Linked DNA regions of Homo sapiens: region 1 is linked to region 2. Evidence: read pairs that join two places in POLR2A ChIA-PET (ENCODE). Cell type or tissue: Panc1. All regions are shown on one strand. Each heading gives the region's core, and the rest is flanking DNA. Links, peaks and the distances in the headings are about the cores only. Region 1 overlaps ANAPC5 (anaphase promoting complex subunit 5). Region 2 holds the start of HNF1A (HNF1 homeobox A).

Region 1 (8,000 bases), core at 1-8,000, 360 kb before region 2:
CCCAGAGGGTTGTCAGAATTAAATGATAAATTCATATAAAGTATTCAGAACTGTGCCTAGAAATGTTAACTATTATTATTCTCTACTTTCTCTTTTAGTTAGTTGCCCTCAGAAATGCTTCTAGGCTACAGTGTAATCCTTTTTCTAGCTACTTTATATGCTTAAAGTAGCAAAGTGTCACTTCTGCAGAAATGTTAAAATTCAGACTTTTCTTATTTGGGTTGGTTTTCTCTTAACTTGATTTATTTAGGTCTAACTCCATCTTTTTGTTTTTATCTTATTCTAAGAAGTCATTTATGTATAATCCAATATATTTTCTATAAAGGTATATGGTTTCAGAAAATCATGCATATTTAGTAAACTGAATTTCATCGTGAAAATTGAAGAAATGTATTCTTTATATTTAAATCTAACTAATGATTATAATTCTTTGTCTAAAAGAAATTACTTTGTTAGAGAACCTTTTTATTTTATAGGATGTACTTACATGTATTTCTTAGTTCTTTTTTAAAGGAAAATTTCAATTGTTTTCTTTTTGTGATCTTTTCTTTTTGAGATGAAGTCTCGCTCTGCCGCCAGGCTGGAGTGCAGTGGCGTGATCTTGGCTCGCTGCAACCTCCACCTCCCGGGATCAAACAATTTTTCTGCCTCAGCCTCCTGAGTAGCTGGGACTACAGGCACGCACTACCACACTTGGCTAATTTTTTGTATTTTAGTAGAGACAGGTTTTCACCATGTTGGTCAGGATGGTCTTGATCTCTTGACCTTGTGATCCACCTGCCTTGGCCTCCCAAAGTGCTGGGATTACAGGTGTGAGCCACCGCGCTTGGCCTCCTCGATGTTTTCTTCTAAGAGTTTTTAATTTTTTTTATTTAAAAATGTATTATTTATTTTTTATTACTAGCAGGTGGAAGGAAGATCTTCTAAGAGTTTTACGGTTTTTGGCCTCACATTGAGGTCTTTGAGTCCTTGGCCTCACATTGAGGTCTTTGAGTCCTTGTGAGTTAATTTTTGAATATGGTGTTAGATAAGGATCCACCTTCATGCTTTTGCATGTGGATGTGCAGTTTTCCCAGCATCATTGGTTGGAAAGGCTGTCCTTTCCCTATCAAATGGTCTTGGCACTGTTGCCAAAAACCATTTGACCATGCATGCCAGGGCTTCTTTATGGGCTCTGTGCATTGATCTCAACATCACTTTTTATGTTTTTCTTTCCTAGTTCTGAGGAGAGAGTTAAATTTTTTGAACTCTTTCGATACAAGAATCCATCTGATTTTATAAATGTTATCATTTTTACTTTTGTGTAATTCTTTACTATTTTTGTTTTTTTATTTTTTCCAGAGAAGAGGAGGTATCTTGCAGTGGGCCTCTGTCCCAAAAACAAGCAGAATTTTTTCTTTCTCAACAGGTATGTGAATTCTGTAATTTATCATGAACTTCTGTTCTAGTCCTGTGATGTGTCTAGTCCTGTGATGTGTGTTGTGGCATAGGCCCGTTATGTGCATAGGTTTGTTGGTCAGTCTGTGTCAGCCTTTACTCTTGGTCCCCTCTGCCTCACTAACGAAGCACTTGTAGCTCTGTGCCCCTTCCTATTTTGTGTGTGATTTTATTTTTCTATTAAAGTTATAATCCAGGTTTCATTTAGTAATGGTATGTGACTAACAGCCTAAAACCCTGTGATTTAACCCTTCTCTCAACATTTTATTATAGACATTTGCAAACATAAAGAGAGCCTGAAAAGCAGTGTATGGTAATTACCCATACCTATTACCTCGATTCTACAATTAATATTTTTGTTCTATTTATTACTTATCTAACCACTCTCTATTCAGCCACCATTTCATCTTATTTTTTGATATATATTTCCAGTTGCAGATATTAATACACTTTGCTCCAAACACTTCTCTCTTTTTTTGTTGTTTTTGAGACAGAGTCTTACTCTGTTGCCCAGGCTAGAGCATTGCCCAGGCTGGAGTGCAGTGGCATGATCTCGGGTCCCTGCTACCTCTGCCTCCTGGGTTAAAGCTATTCTTATGCATCAGACTCCCAAATAGCTGGGATTACAGGCGTGCACCACCACACTTGGCTAATTTTTGTATCTTTAGTAGAGATGGGGTTTCACCACATTGGCCAGGCTGGTCTTGAACTCTCGATCTAAGGTGATCCACCTGCCTTGGCTTCCCAAAGTGCTGGGATTACAGACATGAACCAGCGTGCCCCAAACATTTCTTTTTTGTTTCTTTTTTTTGAGACGGAGTCTCACTCTGTCACTGAGGCTGGAGTGCAGTGGCATAATCTCAGCTCACCGACACCTCTGCCTCCCGAAGTGCTGGGATTACAGGTGTGAGCCACCACGCCCAGCCCAAACATTTCTTATGGATGCTTTTCAGCCATATTTTTTCATTTTCTTGGAAACATAATCTGAACATTTTTCTGTGTTATTTTCAGCATAGAATTTTTAGTTTTTGCTCTATTTTTCTACTTTTCCCTAATTTTGTTATGAGCTTTCTGCAGAAAGATGTAATGTTTATATCTAGACAAAAGTGATGGAGGCTGGGCATGGTGGCTCACGCCTGTAATCCCAGCACTTTGGGAGGCTGAGGCAGGCGGATCACAAGGTCAGGTGTTTGAGAGCAGCCTGACCAACATGGTGAAACCCTGTTTCTGCTAAAAAAAACACACACACAAAAATTAGCCGGGTGTGGTGATGCCCGTCTGTAATCCCAGCTACTCGGGAGGCTGAGGCAGGAGAATCGCTTGAACCCGGGAGGTGGAGGTTGCGGTGAGCGGAGGTTGCAGTGAGCCAAGATTGCGCTACTGCACTCTGGCCTGGGTGACAAAGTGAGACTCCGTCTCAAAAAAAAAAAAAAAAATTTACGGAATTACCTCTGCAGATGAATTTCAAACAGATTAGAAAAACCTGTCTATGTGATTGGTTAACTGTAAGGAAAAAGTACAGCTGGATCCTTCCTTACCTTACCTTGTACCTCAGTATATTACAGATGGATTACAGGGTTAAATGTAAATATTTACAGCTTTAGTTAGATAATTAGGCTAGAATGAGCTACACATTGTTGGTTTTTTTTTTTTTTTTGAGATGGAGTTTTGCTTTTGTTGCCCAGGCTGGAGTGCGGTGGTGATCTCAGCTCACTGCAACCTCTGCCTCCCGGGTTCAAGCGATTCTCCTGCCTCAGCCTCCTAAGTAGCTGGGATTAGAGGTGCCTGCCACCACAGCTGCCTAATTTTTTGTGTTTTTAGTAGAGACGGGATTTTGCCATGTTGGGCAGGCTGGTCTCAAACACCTGACCTCAGGTGATCTGCCCACCTCGGCGTCCCAAAGTGCTGGGATTACAGGCGTGAGCCACTGCGCCTGGCCAGAGCTTTCTAACATAAAAGCTATGGAATACTTCAGAGGCTGAGGCAGGAGAATCGCTTGAACCTGGGGAGTGGAGGTTACAGTGAGCCGAGATCACACCACTGCACTCCAGCCTGGGCCACAAGAACGACACTCCATCTGGGAAAAAAAAAAAAAAAAAAAAAAACTGGAAGAAAACATGTAGGAGAAGATAATTTGATTTTCAGAATAAAAATTGAAAGCATCTCCATGTCAGGACTTGTTTTAACATAATTAACAGGCAAACAGGATGGGCGTGGCAGCTCATGCCTGTAATCCCAGCAATCTGGAAGGCCAAGGCGGGTGGATCATTTGAGGTCAGGAGTTCGAGACCAGCCTGACCAACATGGTGAAACCCCGTCTCTATTAAAACACAAAAACTAGCTGATGTGGTGGCATGTGCCTGTCGTCCCAGCTACTTGGGAGGCTGAAGCAGAAGAATCGCTTGAACCCATGAGGCGGAGTTTGCAGTGAGCCAAGATTTCGCCACTGTACTTCAGCTTGTGCGACAGAGCGAGACTCCTTCTCAAAAAGAAATAAAATTAAAAAATTAAAAGGCAAATAACAAAGGTGTTCTTGGGCTCCAATACTTTGGGAAAAAGTATTTACAATAAATATGACAGTGAAAGTTTAGATTTTGGTTTTGGTTTAGAAATCACATTTTCAGGCCGGGCACAGTGGCTCATGCCTATAATCCCAGCACTTTGGGAGGCAGAGGCAGGTGGATCACCTGAGGTCAGGAGTTTGAGACCACCCTGGCCAACATGGAGAAGCACTGTCTCTACTGAAAATACAAAAAATTAGCCAGATGTGATGGTGGATGCTTGTAATCCCAGCTACTTGGGATTCAAGAAGAATCACTTGAACCTGAGAGGTGGAGGTTGCAGTGAGCCAAGATTGTGCCACTGCACTCCAGCCTTGGCGACAGAGCAAGACTCTGTCTCAAAAAAAAAAAAAAAAAAGAAAAAAAAGTCATATTTGATGATGAGACAAAGTTTACAATATAAAATGAAAAGAACAGGAAATAAAGTTACATATCATATTCTGATTTTGTTAAAAATATAATGTGTATATACACATTATATAAATTTGGAATACACCCTGTATTATAAACATATATTGTGATTTTGTTAAAAATGTAATGTATACACAATATATGTTTACAATACAGGGTATATTGTAAATTTATATAATATGTATACACATATTTTTAACAAAATCAGAATATGATATGTAACATATATACACACATACAGAACAAAGACTAGGATAATATACACTAAAGTATTAATAGCGTTATTTCTGGGTAGTGAGATTGCAGAAGATTTTTGTTTTCTTCTGTAGGTTTTCTATATTTTTGGAATAATTTTTCCCCATACTACACCTACATAATAATTTGTTTTTTGTTTTGTTTTGTTTTGTTTTTTTGAGACTGAGTCTTGCCCTGTCACCCAGGCTGGAGTGCAGTGGCGTGATTTCGGCTCACTGTAATCTCTGCCTCCCGAGTTCAAGTGATTCTCCTGCCTCAGCCTCCCGAGTAGCTAGGATTACAGGTGTGCGCCACCACACCCGGCTAATGTTTTGTATCTTTAGTAGAGACAGGGTTTCACTATGTTGGCCAGGCTGGTCTCCAACTCCTGACCTCATGATCTGCCCTCCTCGGCCTCCCAAAGTGCTGGGATTACAGGTGTGAGCCACCACGCCTGGCCAATAATTTTCTATAATGACATAAATTAACAATGGAATTAGAAATTATTTTTACTTTAAAAAAATTTTTTTTAAAGAAATTATTATTTTTAAATAGAGATGAGGTCTCAGTATATTGCCCAGGTTGTTCTTGAACTCCTGGGCTCAAGCGATACTCATGCCTCAGCCTCTGCCTCCCAAAGTGCTGGGATTACAGGCATCAACCACCACACCCTGCCCTTAGAAATTATTTTACTTATAGAAAAACTCATCTAGGTAAAATTGGAGTTAAGTGTCTATAACCCAGTTAAATGTAAACATTTAATTTGTAGCTAACTTTCTACATATTTTATATAATTGTTGCTGATATCGTCCATATGAAACAAATAAGTAGAGCTGGGGCAAGCCACCTGGCTCCCATAAGGCCCCATACAGGCACTGGAAATACAAGAAGCAAACACATTACCTGCCTGGAAGGAGCTTACAGTCTGGGGTGGGGTCAGATTGGCAATTTTACTATAGTTTGATAGTGCCACAGGGGGGGTAAGTGCAGAGGGCTTATGGGAGCATGGAGGGGCTTATAGGATCTCACCTTCATCTAGAAGGTGACAGAAGCAGGTGGCCCAGAGGATGAGCTAGGCATGGGCGTCGGTTTGCTCAGCTTTGGGTAGTATATGGCTGGGGAGCGATGGGTGGGAGGCTTGGTGTTTCTGGAAGAGGAAACAGTGTTGTAGATGGTCAAGAGGAGAGCATGTGGCAGGGTCCACCTTCAGTGTTACCTAGAGTGAGGGAAGGCCAGCCAAGGCTGGCGAGATGAGGGGCCAGAGCCTGAAGGGACCCCTGTAGAAAAGAAAATAATCAGGTGATGCTAGTTAGTATATCTTTTCATATGTTTATTGACCCTTTCTTTCTACTGAGTTACCATTTTTAAATTTCAGGCTTCTTTGCTAAAGAATGATGAGACTAAGGCCCTCACTCCAGCTTCCTTGCAGAAGGAATTAAACAATTTGTTGAAATTTAATCCTGATTTTGCTGAAGCGGTAAGTCTTTCCCAGAATTTGTTGCTGTGTTGGAAAGGAATGACAAGGCAACTTTTTTTGTTTGTTTGTTTTTGGAAACAGAGTCTTACTCTGTTGCCAGGCTGGAGTGCAGTGGCACGACCTTGGCTCACTGCAACCTCCGACTCCCTGGTTCAAGTGATTCTCCTGCCTCAGCCTCCCAGGTAGCTGGGATTACAGGCACGTGCCACCACGCCCAGCTAATTTTTGTATTTTTAGTAGAGATGGGGTTTCACCATGTTGGCCAGGATGGTCTTGATCTCCTGACCTCATGATCTGCCCGCGTCGGCCTCCCAAAGTGTTGGGATTACAGGCGTGAGCCACTGCGCCTGGCCAAGGCTACTTTTTATATTGAGTAGCTGTGCAAATGAGAATCAGCCCATTGGCCCAGGTTCTTGAAGGAAATCGTGTTCTTGGTAGGCAAACAACTCGGTATAGGTTGCAAAGCTCCTCCCTCCCTCCTCGGGCCATAGGCGATTTCTTCTTACTCTTGATGTTCTCTTTCAGTCATCATCCTCCTGATGTTGTAAAGTTTGGACTGGAGATAATATACTAGACTGATGCAAAAAACAGTGTTTGTTTGTTTGTTTTGGAGACTGAGTTTCGCTCTTGTTGCCCAGGCTGGCGTGCAGTGGTGCGATCTTGGCTCACTGCAACCTCTGCCTCCCGGGTTCTCAGTGATTCTCCTGCCTCAGCCTCTCGAGTAGCTGGGAGTACAGGCACACGCCACAATGCTCAGCTAATTTTTTGTATTTTTAGTAGAGACGGGGTTTCACCATGTTGGCCAGGCTGGTCTCGAACTCCTGACCTCAGGTGATCCACCCTCCTCGGCCTCCCAAAGTGCTGGGATTACAGGCATGAGCCATCACGCCCAGCCTAAATGACAGTTTTGAGGCTGAAAAACTCTTTTCCTTTCTCTTCTTTTGTCAGTGTTTATTTTTAAAGTTCTAATAATTCCATTCCTTAATGGATTTTTTACTCGGAAAATTTTCTTAAATAGTATTTGGATTTTCCATCTGACTTTGGGTGCAGAAATATATCTATTTTGCTTCCTAGTAACTGAGATCTGCCTGTTAGGGAAGTTTCAGTGATTAAAAAAAAAATGAAAATAATTAACTTAGTAAACTAGTAAGTCTCAGTGTGTTTTAACTTGTACATTAATAAAACTTAATTTTATAATTTGTATATGAATTCAGGTTTTAGGATCTTTAATTCTGAACACTCAGTTTTCCTCAATATTTGAACTAGGTAAGGCCCAGTATTCTCATCTATCACTCATGTAACCAGTGGCATAGTGGAGTATATTTGAGATAAAACTGACACAAATACTAATGGAACTCCCATTTTTAATTTGTGGACTCCCTCTAGGGGGAATGTGTCTTGAAGCTGTTTTATTCTGCCTCTAGGGAGAAGATTAAGCTAAACTATGACCATCTTATTAGAAGGGTATGGGATACACTAGTGTTTGTAGACAGTGGAACTCTCTGCAGTTGTCTTACACCAGAGATATTTACAGCGTTTAAAATACATTGATTATTTCTTGTTTTAGCATTATCTCAGCTACTTAAACAACCTCCGTGTCCAAGATGTTTTCAGTTCAACACACAGTCTCCTCCATTATTTTGATCGTCTGATTCTTACCGGAGCCGAAAGCAAAAGTAATGGGGAAGAGGGCTATGGCCGGAGCTTGAGATACGCCGCTCTGAATCTTGCCGCCCTGCACTGCCGCTTCGGTCACTAGTAAGTTTATAGACCTTTGTCCTTGCGCAAATTGAAGGAACCGATGACAATAAAAAGTCTGCTGTTTGGCCTGGTGCGGTGGCTCACGCCTATAGTCCCAGCACTTTGGGAGGCCAAGGCGG
Region 2 (15,883 bases), core at 4,761-12,760:
TTCCACCTCCTGGGTTCATGCCGTTCTCCTGCCTCAGCCTCCCAAGTAGCTGGGCCTACAGGCACCCGCCACCACGCCCGGCTAATTTTTTTGTATTTTTAGTAGAGACGGGGTTTCACCGTGTTAGCCAGGATGGTCTCGATCTCCTGATCTTGTGATCTGCCTGCCTCGGCCTCCCAAAGTGCTGGGATTACTGGCGTGAGCCACCGCGCCCGGCCGCGGCTGGTTTTTCAACAGAGTCTCAGGTGACAGGGTTGACATTCAGAGGCCTCATAGTACCAAAAATGCATGTGAACACTGGAATCCTACTCTGTGGGTTGAGATTCTCCCACCAGAGAGACTCAAAGGGACCTGATGCCACCTGTGAGTCATGTCTCTGCTGTGGGTCTCCCTGTGGGGGAACAGAAGGGATCAGACTGCCTGAGCCATATAAATTTTCTCTCCTCCTCTCCTGCTCTGTCTCAATCCCTGCCTCTTTCTCTCTCCCTCTCCTGAACTTATATTACCAATATGTCACAGATAGGCTGGGTGCAGTGACTCACACCTGTAATCCCAGCACTTTGGGAGGCCAAGGTGGGCGGGTCTTTTGAGGTTAGGAGTTCAAGACCAGCCTGGCCAACATGGAGAAAACCATCTCTACGAAAAAAATAATAAAAATAAAAAATAAGTCAGATATTGTGGCAGGTGCCTGTAATCCCGGCTACTCGGGAGGCTGAGGCAGGAGGATTGCTTGAACCCGGGAGGCAGAGGTTGCAGTGAGCCGAGATCGCGCCACTGCATTCCAGCCTGGGCAACAGAGTGAGACTCCGTCTCAAAAAACAAACAAACAAACAAAAAGTTACAGATAAATACAGCTCAATACAGCAGCACTGAAACAGGCAGACTGGGATTTGAACTTGGGTCTGCGTGATTCCAAAGCCTGTGCTTTCCCCTGCCTCGCTGAGCAATTCGCTTCTAGAATTTGTGGCTTTTAATATTGGCACAGGTGACAAATGGCACAAGTAGAAGGCAATTCCTTGCCACGTTGCTTGCCATAGCAAAAGATTGGAAGCCACCAAGGAGCCCAGCAAAAGGATACTGATTAACTAAATGGAGGTGCATCTGTTCAATGCAACCACTGAAAAAACCCCGCTGAGGAAGCTCTGTGTGCCCAGGTGGAGCAGAGTTTATCTGGTGTGTCTGCTGTGCTGCTACTTATGAATAATTTGAAGTGAGGTAAAAGAGGATTTCTACATATTTGTGCACGTGTAAAATACCGGAGGGCACGCAAGGAACTGGGGACTCTGGTTCCTTCCAGAGGAGAACGGGGTGCTGGGGATGGGAGTGAGAAGGACAGTTTTCTCTGTTGTCCTTGTGTACTTTGTAAATTACATAATATATACTATATATGCATACATGATATTTATTTTTATTTAGTTTTTTTTTTTGAGACAAAGCCTTGCTCTGTGGCCAGGCTGGAGTGCAGTGGCGCGAGCTCAGCTCACTGCAACCTCTGATTCCCAGGTTCAAGCGATTCTCCTGCCTCAGCCTCCCGAGTAGCTGGGATTACAGGTGTGCGCTACCACACCCAGCTAATTTTTATATTTTTAGTAGAGACAGGGTTTCACCATGTTGGCCAGGCTGGTCTCAAACTCCCGACTTCAGGTGATCCATCTGCCTTGGCCTCCCAAAGTGCTGGGATTACAGGTGTGAGCCACCGTGCCCAGCCAATATTTATTTTTATTTATTTATTTTTCTTTTTAGAGGCTACTTGCTCTGTCTCCCAGGCTGGAGCACAGTGGCGTGATCATAGCTCACTGTAGCCTCAAACTCCTGGGCTCAATTGGTTCTCCCACCTCGGACTCCCAAGTACTTGGGACCACAGGCACATGCCAACATGCCCAGCTAATTTTTGTACTTTTTCTTCTTTTTTCTATTTTTTTTTTTTCATAGAGACAGGGTCTTGCTATGTTGGCCAGGCTGGTCTCAAACTCCTGGGCTCAAGCGATCCTCCCACCTTGGCATATATAATATTTAAAACTGAATTGTAAACTGGGTATGGTGGCTCATGGTGGTAATCCCAGCTCTTTGAAAGGCCGAGGTGGGAGGATCACTTGAGCCCTGCAGTTCAAGACCAGCCTGGACAACATAGTGAGACTCTGTCTCTATAAAAAAAAAAATAAATTAGCCAGGCATGGTGGTGCACACCTGTAGTCCCAGCTCCTCAGGAGGCTAAGGTGGGAGGATTCCTTGGGCCCAGGAGTTTGAGACCAGCCTGGACAACATAGTGGGACCCTGTTTCTACAAAAAATAGAAAAATTAGCTAAGTGTGGTGGCACAAGCCTGTAGTCCCAGCTACTTAGAAGGCTGAGACAAGAGGATCTCTTGAGCCCGAGAGGTCGGGGCTGCAATGAGCTGTGATCGCGCCACTGCACTCCAGCCTTGGCGACAGAGTGAAATCCTGTCTCAAAAAAAAAAAAAAAAAAGTCTGAGAACTCATGTTTCTTGAGGATTTACTGTGAGCCAGGCACCGTGCTGAGGACTGGCCACTTACATCTTATAACCCTAGGAAGTAGACGGTGTGCCCATTTTGCAGAGGAGAAAACTGAGGCTCAGAAAGGTGCAGTCACTTGTGCAAGGTGATCTAGTTGGGACTCAAAAATATTTCATGTTGCCAGGACCACCCCACCCCCGCAGGCCTCTCCCCAGCTTCTCTCTCTCCCTTCTTTCCGGGGCTCCTAGGATCCTCTCTCCTTCATCTCCCTGCTTTGCTGAGTGCCAGTCAGAGCTCAGAAGGAAGGGCAGTACAAAGTCCAGCCTGGTGCTCTGTGGCAAACATGTTTATCTGATCCTAGAGCCAGGCTGCCTGATGCCTCCCCTCCCCCATCTGCAGCCATCACCCTCCTGTGCCATGTCCTCCTGTGTCCTCCCTTCCTCCCTCCTTCCCTTCTCTCTCCCACAAAGAGAATAGGGTCAGTCTTCCTCTCACCTCTTGAGAGCCTCTCCTGGGCTCAAACCAAAGATTTTCTATGTGCCCCTGTCCATCTGATTCCATGTCTGTCTGTTTCTTTCTCTCTCTCTCTCTCTCATTCTCATTCTCTCATGCCAGGTCAAATTTAAGCTGAACTTGAAAATAAAACAAAGGCCAGCCACCCTGCACAAATACATGTGCAACCCTTAGAAACCGAAGACAGGCTTTTGAATGTGAAAATGGAAAGCAAACTGTTAAAGTGAGCTGATACGAACGTTCCACTTTTAAACAATTCCTAGTAGAGTTGGGCAAAAAATCCACAACAAAAAAGTGAATTTTAAATGCCAGTTAGGAGTCAGAGAACCAAGAGGGCATGTCTTTCCCTTTTCTGGGAGAAGCCACCTGTGCCACTTTTTTCTAGAACCTACTGAATCGATGTCTCTCTCTCCCTACCCCCCACTCCCTTGCTATCACTCTCTCTCTTCTGTCTCTCTGTGTGTCTCTTACACAAACACACACACACACACACACACACACACACACAGAGTCTTCAAGGGCCTGACTATTTTTGAGGGCAGATTCTCCAACTGTCCTAGCTCAGAACTAAGAGGCCAAGGCTGGGCGTGGTGGCTCATGCCTGTAATCCCCACACTTTGGGAGGCCGAGGCGGGTGGATCACATGAGGTCAGGAGTTAGAGACCACCCTGGCCAACACAGTGAAACCCTGTCTCTACTAAAAATACAAAAATTAGCTGGGTGTGGTGTCGTATGCCTGTGGTCCCAGCTACTCAGGAGGCTGAGGCAGGAGGATCACTTGAACCCGGGAGGCGGAGGTTGCAATGAGCCAAGACTGCGCCACTGCACTCCACCCCCAGCAACAGAGTGAGACTCCATCTCAAAAAAAAAAAAAGAAAGAAAGAAAAAGGAAAGAACTAAGAGGACAAGTCTCCAGGCATCTCCTGCTTTGACTCTAATGGGTTTGAGAGTCAAACCAATGTGGGTTCAAATCCCACCACTGTGACCTAGCCACGCGTGCTCTTGCATGACCCACATCTGCCCTGTAACGTGGGGTAAATCCACCCCTACCTCACACTGCTACTGGGAAAATTAAATGAGCTTCAAATAGGGAGGATGAACTTAGGGCAATGCCTGGTGCACAGTAAGTGCTGAATTTGTGGAATAATATTGTCATCATCATCATCTTAACAATGCAGCCCTGGAGACCCTTGGCCCCACACAGCAGAGCCCAGGAGAAGTGAAGACCCGCCCACATCTTCCTCCTCTCTCTCCTACCCTTTCCAGGGTCAATCGGATGTCCAAGGCTTTGAGCCTCTTGCCCTCTGGCCCCTGGGGTTTCAGGGCATGCAAGGTTGTGGTATTCATCTCCACATCTGGAGGGGAGCTGACTTCTCAGTGTGGGGGCTTTAGACCTGGCCTTGATTCTTTGCTTAACCTCCGTGTGCCTCAGTTTCCGCATCTGTGAAATGGGGCTAATGATATTTCAGACTTCAGAGATGGGGAGGAGGAAAAAATGAGCTTAGCGCATTTTGTAAGCCCTTTGTGAACTCCAAAGCACTGTATGGAAGTGAGTTGATGGTCAACTTAAACAGCAGGAATGACTGGGGAGGGGAAAGTGTGACCTCGAGGTTGCTGTATGGAGCGTGAGGTAGGAGGACCCAGGTCCAAGTCCTGGCTTGCCTTCAGTCATTTGGAAGAGTTTCGTTCGGTAAGGCACTGCCTCTCTCAGCCTTAATTTGCTCATCTGTAAAATGGGATCACTAATAATAACTGCTGTATATTGCAGTTACTACATGTTTACTCTACAAGTGCCATGCCATTTAACCCTGTGGACAAGGGCTATTGTCATCTCTACCCTGCAGACGAAACTGAGGCTCAGAAGTATAAAATCACCTGCTCAAGCTAGAAAGGGGCAGAGCTAGGATTAGGATGCAGGCAGTCTGGCTTTTGTTGGGGACGTCAGATCCTCTGTCCCCCCCCCCTCCTGCCGTGGCTACTGTTTTCCTGAGTCTCAGTGCCCTGATGCTGCCTGATGGGCAGGATCAGAATACTTCAAGATTGGGGTTTGAAGGCTGAGGGCAGTGGCTCTGAGTGCCTGTAATCCCAGCACTTTGGGAGGCCGAGGCGGGCGGATCACCTGAGGTCAGGAGTTTGAGACCAGCCTGGCCAACATAGTGAAACCCCATCTCTACTAAAATACAAAAAATCAGCCAGGCGTGGTGGTGCATGCCTGTAATCCCAGCTACTCGGGAGGCTGAGGCAGGAGAATGGCGTGAACCCAGGAGGCAGAGCTTGCAGTGAGCCGAGATCGCGCCATGCACTCCAGCCGGGCCGACAGAGTGAGACTCCGTCTCAAAAATAACAACAACAACAACAAAAAAGAAACACGCTGGGGTTTGAGCTGATCAGGGACAGAAAGGACCCGGGAGGACACCCAGGAAGGAACTCTGGGTCCCAGTTTCTCCCTTGGCCACGTCTCAGGCTGCTGGGCCCTGACCAACAGGGCAGCAGATATCTTCAGGGCCTCAGACAATCCCAGTCACTCACTCATTCCTGCTGTGCATCAGCCACTGGGCAGGATGTGGGTACAAGTGGTAAATAAGGCAACACGGGCCTTGTCCTTGAAGAGCTTCTATTTTCATGGCAGGAGATAGAAAACAAACAAATCAGATGATCACAAGTCTTGACAGGGAACCAGAGAAAGTGAACAACAGTAGTGGAAGAGAGTGACGGGGGTGGGGCCCCCTTTTGGATGGAGCAATCAGGGAGCTGAAGGAGAAGGAATCGGCCATGGGAAGATCTGGAAAGAGGTTCTGAGCAGCAGGAAGAGCACGTGCAAAGGCCCTGGGGTGGGAATTGGCTTGGGGTACTGAGGAACAGCAAAGCCAAAATGACTGCAGCAAAGGCCGAGAGGAAGAGAAAGACCTGGGAAGAGATCCAGGAATTTGGTGGGGTGGAGGGAGGGGAACGAAACCAAGGCAGGGAGTTTGGACTTTATTCCTTGGCCAGGGAGGGAAACTGAGGCAGAAGGAGAGGAACAGACTTTCCCAAGGTCACTCAGGGAGCTAAGGGGGAGATCTGAAGAAAGAGCTCAGGTTCCTGCTGTGGCCACCAACATGGGGCACCCCAGGGAGGCCTGGGACCCAGGACCCACCCCGGCTTCTTCCCAGACACTGACTTCTCCCGGGAAACAGCTTCTACTAGACATTCTGCCTCTGTACCGTCTTCCCAGCCTCAACCTCCCCAATGGCCCAGGCCTTCAATAGGGGTCCCCCGCCCCTCTCTCCCTGGCTCCTTTCCTGACCCTGACGCTGGAGGCCCCACTTTTTTCACTCAGGGCGTTTTCCGATCCCTTTTGTTACCTGAACAATAAGTAACCCAGGTAGTTAGTTATAAACTCTGCAGGAACAAGGAGCTGGTTGATAATTTATAGCAACATCTCAAATTTAAATGGAAAGTAAATAGCATGCTGTTAGCATTAAAGAAAACCCAATCGGGGCAGGCGGGAAGCACTCCAGCCTCCTTGCAAGCTTGGGGCGCCTCATTCTCTCCCGTGCCCCTTCTCCCAGCTGGGTCTGAGCCCCCGCCCCCCTGGCTCCTCCGTTCTGCTTCTCCCAGCTTCTCTGTCCATCTCCCCCAATGGCCTCTCTCTACACTCTCTGCCTCAGCTTCCAGGTCTCTGCTGGTCCCTAGGAAGCACTTTGACCTCTGCTTCCCCTTCAAATGCTGTGGATCAAGCCTCCCCAACCCCACCATCCCACCAAAGGGGGCTGCTGACCGAGAGAGCTCACTCAGCCAGGTAAGAAAGCATCCCCTGCCCCCACCCTCACCCCAAAGCCCCCAGTCCCATCTGGGGCCCTGGGCAGGTCAGGCCCAGCCCCACCCCGTCAGGTTGCCTTCGCCCTGGGTCTGGGATGCCTGACTCTTTGCCCCTCCCCTGCAGCTCTGGAGTCCTTTGCCCTCCTCTTCCTGCCAAGTCAGGGGGCCCTGACTGCTCCCCTGCCCCCTGTCCAGGCCCTCGGGAGGCTCCCTGAGGCCTCTGGGAAAGCAGGAATCCACCAGCCCTCCCCCACCCCAGCTGGGATCAGGACCTTGGACAGAAAAGAGATGGGCCCCTTTGGAGCATCTTTGGGGCTCGGTCTCTCTCTGACTCCCTGGCCACCCCCTGCAGGCCTCTGGTCCCCGGTCATAGCAATTGAGAGCACCGAACAGAGTAGGTTTGGGGCCTCAGTTTGGTGAACTTAGTCTAGCTCCTTCCCGGCTCTAAGCCCCAGTTTCCCCATTTGTGAAGCAGAGTCACCAATAGCTTCTGCCCAGGACTCCTCACCATGAAGGGAAATTATTCCTGTGAAACCTCAGCACAGCGCCCAGGAAGTAGTGAACCTCCTCAAGCAGGCGCTGTAGGGTGGAGGTCAGGGAGCCGCTGGGGAGGGGTGGCCCCTGTAGCCCCCAGGCCATCCTTCCTTCTCCCCCACACCCCCATCCCCCACCCCCACTAGGTGGGAGGTGGGTTGGCCCAGATCTTTCCAGGCCACCATTCCTACAAGTTAATGATCACAGACCTTATCAGAGCCTTTTGCCATTTATAAATTTATAAAACAAAAGAGAAATAATAAAGCACATGGGTAATTAGTAACTAGGTCAGCTCTGCTGAGGAGAGGGGAGGCATCGAGCTCAGGACCCACCCAGTTCTCCAGGAGACGGGGAGTCCGCCAGCGGATGGGGATGTAGAACGGGCAGCCTCTAATGGCGCCTGCTGGTGAGGTGGGGTGCCTGTGGCCATACAGGAAAGGGGAGCAGCTCCCACCTCGAGGCTCTGTCTGCCTCAGGTAAGAAAGACCTGGGCTTCCCTGGCTAAACGCATGAGTCCCTAGGAGGCCAGGAAAGCCCCCAAACCCCAGCTTCGGGCCCTCCTCCCTGGCAGTGCTTCCTGGGCCCCGGAGCCTACCCACTGAGGACTCAGTGCAGGAGTTAGGGTCTGGAGAGTATAAATGATCAGAGTGGCTAAAAATTTCCACCACCTCCCAGTTCTCCAGGCATTTGAGTTGTGAACTCACCTGCTTTTTCTCCCATCTTGGACCCCCCTGGGAAATGTCCCCCTTGCCCAAGGACTGGGCTAAAGGCCTGGGCTCATGGGATTTGGGACTCTGCAGAGGAGCAGTTCAGGGGCTGGAGGCTCAAACCTCCAAGCAAGGACCCCTGGGCTCTCATGGGCCCTGTCCCCCTTCCCAGCAACTAGGCTAAAGGCTGAAGGTCATGGGGACTCAACTCAGAAGGGGGGCTCGTTAGGAGCTGAGGGGGGCCCCTCTAGGCTCTCCTGGGAGCGGGGACGGGGCAGGGCTCCTTACTGCAGAAGGGTCTCCACCACGGCTTTCTGGTGGGCCGCCTCCTCAGGGCTGAGGTTCTCCAGCTCTTTGAGGATGGGTGGCGTGAAGTCTTCCCCATCGTCGTCCGTCTCGTCCTCGGAGCCCCGAGTCTCCCCCAGCCCATTGGGCAGCTCAGCCAGCTCCCCTCGACCGCCGCCGCAGGACTCCCCCTTGTCCAGGGGGCCTTCTCCAGCCAGGAGGTAGGGCCCCGGCTCACCCAGTGCCTGGATCAGTGCCTCTTTGCTCAGCCCTGACTCGAGCAGGGCCGCCAGGAGCTCCGTCTGCAGCTGGCTCAGTTTAGAAACCATGGCTCGGCTGCCACAGGGCCACGCGGCCCGGGTCCACCACGCTAGCCGCCTCCCCCACCGCGTGGGTTGCGTTTGCCTGCCGGCCGGCAGACACAAACCAAACTCCTTGCACCCACTGCCCCCCCAAAACCCCACTAGCCAAGCCCTGTGGGCACCCCCAACCCCCAACCCTGGCCCCAGCGGCCCGTGAATCAGGGCCCCTGCCTGTTCTGTTTACATTGGAGCTGGGGAAATTCTCCAAGGTTCATATTTATCCGTGTGCTTAGCGAAGGGACTGAACTTTGGACTTCAGCCCTGCAAAGTGCAGGCCTCATGGCAGCGGAGAGGGACAGGGAGCTATGGCCTGCGATGGGAGTGGGCAGAGGGGAGGGTGGGGGAGGCGCAGGTGAGGGGCCCTGAGCAGCTGGGATGGAAGGTGCTGGGAGCCAGGGAGGCCATCAGGAGAGCAGCGTTGGGTCCCACCCCCGAAAGAACCTTGTAGGGGCATCATGCTGAGACAGGAGAGCCAAAAATGCTTGCTGCTTACGAGAGCGGCAGCAGCAGGGAGCTCTAGACAGCTGGGCTAGCTCTTCTCAAGGGCAGAGGATGCTCACGGCCATTTTGGGGCCCTTCCATCCATTTTGGGACCCTTCCACCCCACTCCCGGCCTGACACCAGGCCTCCCTGTAGGAAAAAATATGTTAAGATTACCATGTGCCAAGAACAGTGCTGGCTCTGTGAGGGCGAATTCACTTCATTGCATTCTGCTACCAACTGTGAGCAGTTACAGAGATTATCCCCATTTTATAGAGGAGGAAATCGAGGCTCTGAGCGGTTAAGTAACTTGTCCAGGGTCATACAGCCAGCAAGGCAGAAAACATGCAAGGTGAGACTGAGTTGGGATGAGTGTGACACTTGCCTCAGGTGCAAATTTATTTTTTTATTTTTTGAGCTATGTTCTCACTTTGTCACCCAGGCTGGAGTGCTGTGGCGCGATCATGGCTTACTGCAGCCTTGACTTCCTGGGTTCAGGTGATCCTCCCGCCTCAGCCACCCAAGTACCCAAGTAGCTGGCACTACAGGCACGCACCACGACACCCAGCTGATTTTGTGTGTGTGTGTTGTGTGTGTTTGGGTTGTGTGTGTGTGTGTTTTTGAGACAGAGTCTCACTCTGTCACCCAGGCTTGGAGTGCAGTGGAGCAATCTTGGCTCACTGCAACCTCCGCCTCCCAGGTTCAAGCGATTCCCCTGCCTCAGCCTCCGGAGTAGCTGGGATTACAGGCACATACCACTACACCCGGCTAATTTTTTTGTATTCTTTATTGAGTTGGGGTTTCACCATGTTGGCCAGGCTGGTCTTGAACTCTTGACCTCAAGTGATTCGTCCGCCTCGGCCTCCCAAAGTGCTGGGATTACAGGTGTGAGCCACTGTGCCCGGCCTTGTGTGTGTATTTTTTGTGGAGACAGGGTCTTGCCATGCTGCCCAGGTTGGTCTCAAACTCCTGGACTCAAGCCATCCGCCCACCTCAGCCTCCCAAAGTGTTAGGATTACAGGCGTGCGCCACCATGCCTGGCAGCCCAGGTGCAAATTTTAAGGGAATGCCAAAAAACCCAGTCATCAAGGTAAATAACATTTTTATGCAATATGTTTTTAAAATTAAAATGAATGCAAAACCCCAAAGAATTAAAAACAGATGTCTATACAAAAACTTGTGCGTGAATGCTCATAGCAGCATTATTCACAAGAGCCAAAAAGTGGAAAAAACATAAATATTCATCACCTGATGAATATATAAACAAAATATGGCTTGACCATGCAATGGTATAGACATATATATTTTTTTCTTTCTTTTTTTTTTTTTTTGAGATGGGGGTCTCGCTCTGTTGCCCAGGCTGGAGTGCAGTGGTGCAATCTTGGCTCACTGCAACCTCCGCCTCCCGGGTTCAAGCAATTCTCCTGCCTGAGCCTCCCGAGTATCTGGAACTACAGGTATGTACCACCACGCCCAGCTAATTTTTGTATTTTTGGTAGAGATGGGGTTTTACCATGTTGGCCAGACTAGTCTCGAACTCCTGACCTTAGGTGATGCCCTCGCCTTGGCCCCCCAAAGTGCTGGGATTACAGGCATGAGCCACCGCATCCAGCCAATGCAATGGTATATTATTTGGTCATATAAAGGAATGGAGTTCCAGTACATGCCACAACATGCATGAGCCTTGAAAACATGATGCTAAGTGAAAAAGTGGTCACTAAAGACTACATAGTGTGTGAGTCCATTTATCTGAAATGTCCAGAACAGGCAAATCCATAGAGACAGGAAGTGGATTTGTGGTTGTCAGGGCCTGGGTGGGAGAAGGGAATGGGGAGTGGCCACTCCATGGTGCTGGGTTTCTTTAGGATGATAAAAATGTTCTACAATTGATTGTGGTGATATCGGACAACTCTGTGACTTTATTAAAACCCAATGAATTGCACATTTTAAAAGGGCGAGTTTGATGGTATGTAAATCAATAAAAATATTGTTGTAGCTTTATTGAGATATACTTACCATACAATTCACCCATTTCATGTGTGCAATTCTGATTTTTTTTTTCATTTTTATTTATTTTTATTTTTTGAGACAGGGTTTGGCTCTGTTGCCCAAGCTAGAGTGCAATGGCATGATCTGGGCTCACTGCAACCTCCGCCTCCTGGGCTCAAATCATCCTTCTACCTCAGCCTCCCGAGTAGCTGGGACTACAGGTGTGCACCACTGCACCCAGCTAATTTTTTTTTTTTTTTTTTTTGTATTTTTGGTAGAGACGGAGTTTCACCATGTTGCCCAGGCTGGTCTCAAACTCCTGGACTCAAGAGATCCTCCCATCTCAGCCCCACAAAGTGCTGGGATTACAGGTGTGAGCCACCATGCCCGGCCTCAAAAAATATTTTTTAACTAATGTAAAATAATCTGTGCTGAACAAAATAGCAAACATCTAAATACAGGCCCTGTGGCCAGGCACAGTGGCTCATGCCTGTAATCCCAGTACTTTGGGAGGCCGAGGTGGGTGGATCACCTGAGGTCAGGAATTTGAGACCAGCCTGGCTAACATGATGAAACCCCATTTCTACTAAAAATTTAAAAAGCTGGGCATGGTGATGCACGCAGGAGGCTGAGACAGGAGAATCACTTGAACCCAGGAGGCGGAGGTTGCAGTGAGCCGAGATCACGCCATTGCACTCCAGTTTGGGCAACAAGAGCAAAACTCTGTCTCAAAAAAAAAAAAAAAAAAAAAAACAGGCCCTGCCCTCACCCACCAGCCACATGTGGCTACCAAGCACTTGAAAGATGGCTAATGTCACTTCTTGAAATGATAATTTTTAAAAAATATATTGAGTTAAATTTTTAAATTAAGAAAATTTTGGCCGGGCGTGGTGGCTAACGCCTGTAATCCCAGCACTTTTGGGAGGCCAAGGTGGGTAGATCACCTGAGGTCAGGAGTTCGAGACCACCCTGACCAATATGGTGAAACCCCATCTGTAATAAAAATACAAAAATTAACCTCAGGAGGCTGAGGCAGGAAAATCACTTGAACCTGGGAGGCGGAGGTGGCAGTGAACCAAGATCATGCCACTGCACTCTGGCCTGGGTGATACAGCAAGACACTGTCTCAAAAAAAAAAAAAAAAAAAAAAAAGACAATTTAAAAGTTAACATTTAGGCCGGGCGCGGTGGCTCACGCCTGTAATCTCAGCACTTTGGGAGGCCGAGGTGGGCGGATCACAAGGTCAGGAGATTGAGACCATCCTGCCTAACATGGTGAAACCCCGTCTCTACTAAAAATACAAGAAATTAGCCTGGCGTGGTGGCGGGCGCCTGTAGTCCCAGCTACTTAGGAGGCTGAGGCAGGAGAATGGCGTGAACCCAGGATGCGGAGCTTGCAGTGAGCCGAGATCGCGCCACTGTACTCCAGCCTGGGCGACAGAGCGAGACTCCCTCTCAAAAAAAAAAAAAAAAAAAAAAAGTTAACATTTAGAATAATTTTAAATTAGATTTAATTAAAATATTATTTATATATTATACAAATATAATGTTATATTTAGTTTAAAATAATTTGGTTTAAATTAAAATTTTATTTATAAAAATAACTTTTTATTTTAAAAATTAAAGAAAATAACTTCACCTGTTCCATTTTACTTTTTATTTTTTTAAGAGCCAGATTCTTACTCTGTCACCCAGGCTGGCATGATCATAGCTCACTTCAGCCTAGAACTCCTGGCTTCAAGCAATCCTCCCACCTCAGCATCCCAAGTAGCTGGAACTACAGGTACGCACCATCATGCCCAGCTTCATTTATATATTTATCTTTTTTGTTTGTTTTTTGAGACAGGGTCTCCTTCTGTCGCCCGAGCTGGAGTGCAGTGGCACAATCTTGGCAAACTGCAACCTATGCTTCTGGGGCTCCCGTGATCCTCCCACCTCAGCCTCTCCAATAGCTGGGACTACAAGCGTGTGCCACCATGCCTCGCTAATTTTTGTATTTTTTAGTAGAGACAAGAGTTTGCCACATTGCCCAGGCTGGTCTCAAACTCCTGAGCCCAAGCCATCTGCCCACCTCGTCCTCCCAAGGTGCTGGGATTACAGGGGTGAGCCACTGCACCCTGCCTATTTATTTACTTTTCTTAGAGATGGGGGTCTTGCTTTGTTGCCCAGGCTGGTCTCGAACTCCTGGGCTCAAGCAATCCTCTCACCTCAGCCTCCCAAAGTGTTGGGATTACAGGCATGAGCCATCTCACCTGGCCAGTAATGTATTTCACTCCAAGAACAACTCATGAATTAGGAACTGTTATAATCCCCCTTCTGCAGGGGAGGAAAGAGAGGCTCAGAGAGGTTAAATGACTGCTCAGAGTCCCTCAGAGCTGGGCTTTAAGTCCACCTGAGGCAGGCGGACGGGCTGTGCAGGACAAGTTGGCAGCCCCCGCCTTAAGGAGAGTGGTACCCTCTTTCCTCCAGTGCATTTATGTTTTATTTTTATTTTTGAGACAGAGCCTCACTTTGTCACCCAGGCTGGAGTACAGTGGTGCGATCTCAGCTCACTGTAACCTCTGCCTCCTGGGTTCGAGCAATCCTCCTACCTTAGCCTCCTGAGTAGCTGGGACTACAGGCACACACCACCATGCCTGGCTAATTTTTGTATTTTTGGTAGAGACAGGGTTTCACCATGTTTGCCAGGCTGGTCTCAAACTCCTGGCCTCAAAAGATCCACCCACCTCGGCCTCCCAAACTGTTGGGATTATAGGCGTGAGCCACCGTGCCCGGCCAAGTGCATTTTTTTGTAAACCCCCGTGCAAGTTGCTTTGAGGTTGAGCAGCTTACTGCTGGGGACAGCATTCTCAAGTCCAGGCTAAACAGGGAAGATGCTGTGTGCTGTCCCTTTGTGGCTTTGAGGTTCTCCTGCTTATTCTCTTTGCTGCCTGCAGCTGCCTCTTGGTGACTTTCCCTTTCCAGGGAGCCAGAGGAACCAAGGAGTGTTGGCCCTGACTCCTGCCCCCAGCATGTAAACTCATTAACTGCTGGGTCCTCAGGCAGTTAGGTGGCTGAGCATTTGAGTCTGGGACGGCAGGTGGATTTGGTTGGAGAGGGAATGACAGAGATTGGGGAGGAGCCTCCAGAGTCTAAAGAGATAGGTACACAAGCAGAAAGTTCCAGCCCCCAGCCTGCCTTTCCCCCATGCTCAGGGGACAAAGCTGAATTAACTCGAGGTCAGGAATGGCATTTGCATTTGCATTCTTGAGAGTCACTGCAAATAAGAGCTGTAGTCATGGTGAGTGGTTAAGGCAATGGACTAGAGAACCACTGAGAAAAAAAGCGAACAGTGGCTGGGCGCAGTGGCTCATGCCTGTCATCCCAGCACTTTGGGAGACCGAAGTGGGTGGATCACTTGAGGTCAGGAGTTCGAGACCAGCCTGGCCAACATGGTGAAAACCCGTCTCTACTAAAAATACAAAAATTAGCCAGGCTTGTCAGTGGGCACCTATAATCCCAGCTAGTCGGAAGGCTGAGGCAGGAGAATCACTTGAACCCAGAAGGCAGAGGTTGCAGTGAGCTGAGATCATGACACTGCACTCCAGCCTGGGTGACAGAGAGAAACTCCGTCTCAAAAAAAAAAGAAAAAGAAAAAAAAAAAAAGGAACAGCCGGACATGGTAGCTCATACCTGTAATCCCAGCGCTTTGGGAGACCGAGGCAGGTGGATCACCTGAGGTCAGGAGTTCCAGATCAGCCTGGCCAACATGGTAAAACCCCATCTCTACTAAAAATACAAAAATTAGCTGGATGTGGTGGCGCACACCTGTAGTCCCAGATACTCAGGAGGCTGAGGCAGGAGAATAGCTTGAACCCGGGAGGCGGAGGTTGCAGTGAGCAGAGATCACGCCACTGCACTCCAGCCTGGGCGATAGAGTAACAATCCGTCTCAAAAAAATCTGAAAATTAAAAATTAAAAAGTGAACAGTTGTTTAGTAAGTGCAGTAGGTAGGCCAAGATAACTATTAAGTATGTCCTAACAAGGTAGCTGCTTGAAAAAAATAATGCACATAAATTAAAAAAAAAAAAACTATTTTCACTCATTCTTAACTTCTCGTATGGATGTACTAACGGGAGGCCTGTGCCTGTTGGGCTGTCCACAGCTACTCAAACCTTGAGATTAGATTGGACGCTATCTAATCTCATTTCCTGTTACACAATAACTTCTGCATGGCACTTGCTTTTAATCATGACAACTGCCATACACTCAGCTTTACAAAATCATGTCATTGTGGAAAGGAAGTTCCCTCCATCTAACATTCAAATTTAACTATCCTGAGCTGGTAGTTTGCAAGGTGTCCAACAGATGTCACTGTGTTTCCTTCGCAAATTCTCTAAAATAGTCTGCTGTGTCCCGGGGCATAGTAGATATTCAAGAAATGGTGGCTATGAGTTTTATCACAATTCTCTCCTACTGGGTGAGCAGCTGTTTGCAAGACTAAAATTCGGGCGAGGCACAGGCTTCCCCTTGGTCTTAGCAGCTAGCACAAGACGAGTGTCCCTTCAGCCAGTCTCAGAGCTCTTTGGCAATTCAACTGACCCTTGTCCTTCAGTCCAGACAATGCCCCAGGGCCCACCTGCATTCAAACTCGGACTGTTCTCCTTCCCACCCCTATTATCTTTTCAACTTTATGGACAGTACATGCAATTTTCTCATTCATTTTCTCATTTAACATCTAACAGCTTCATGATATCCCCA

Evidence for each region. ChIA-PET counts read pairs that join two places held together with the same protein. Peaks named below come from ENCODE experiments on the same cell type or tissue, not always from the same donor. Only the 100,000 strongest peaks of a DNase experiment are listed, where the experiment ranks them.
Region 1: POLR2A ChIA-PET joins it to region 2 with 11 read pairs; 2 of 35 experiments call an interaction of 5 or more read pairs at or near these places.

What each region holds. Positions count from the first base shown.
Region 1 is chr12:121,335,411-121,343,410 of GRCh38, reverse strand. ANAPC5 (anaphase promoting complex subunit 5) reads left to right here. Exons shown (of 17, transcript NM_016237.5): 5 at 1,342-1,408; 6 at 6,019-6,120; 7 at 7,688-7,878. Among named protein-coding and RNA genes, the nearest start is that of ANAPC5, 13 kb to the left of the region's middle. RefSeq lists a silencer at 7,815-8,000. In Panc1, for the core only: no CTCF peak of the experiment used is centred there; no DNase peak of the experiment used is centred there.
Region 2 is chr12:120,971,528-120,987,410 of GRCh38, reverse strand. It overlaps HNF1A (HNF1 homeobox A), which reads right to left and starts at 8,868. Exons shown (of 10, transcript NM_000545.8): 1 at 8,317-8,868. The coding sequence starts at 8,642. HNF1A-AS1 (HNF1A antisense RNA 1) reads left to right here and starts at 15,119. Exons shown (of 1, transcript NR_024345.1): 1 at 15,119-15,883. RefSeq lists an enhancer at 13,999-14,526. In Panc1, for the core only: no CTCF peak of the experiment used is centred there; no DNase peak of the experiment used is centred there.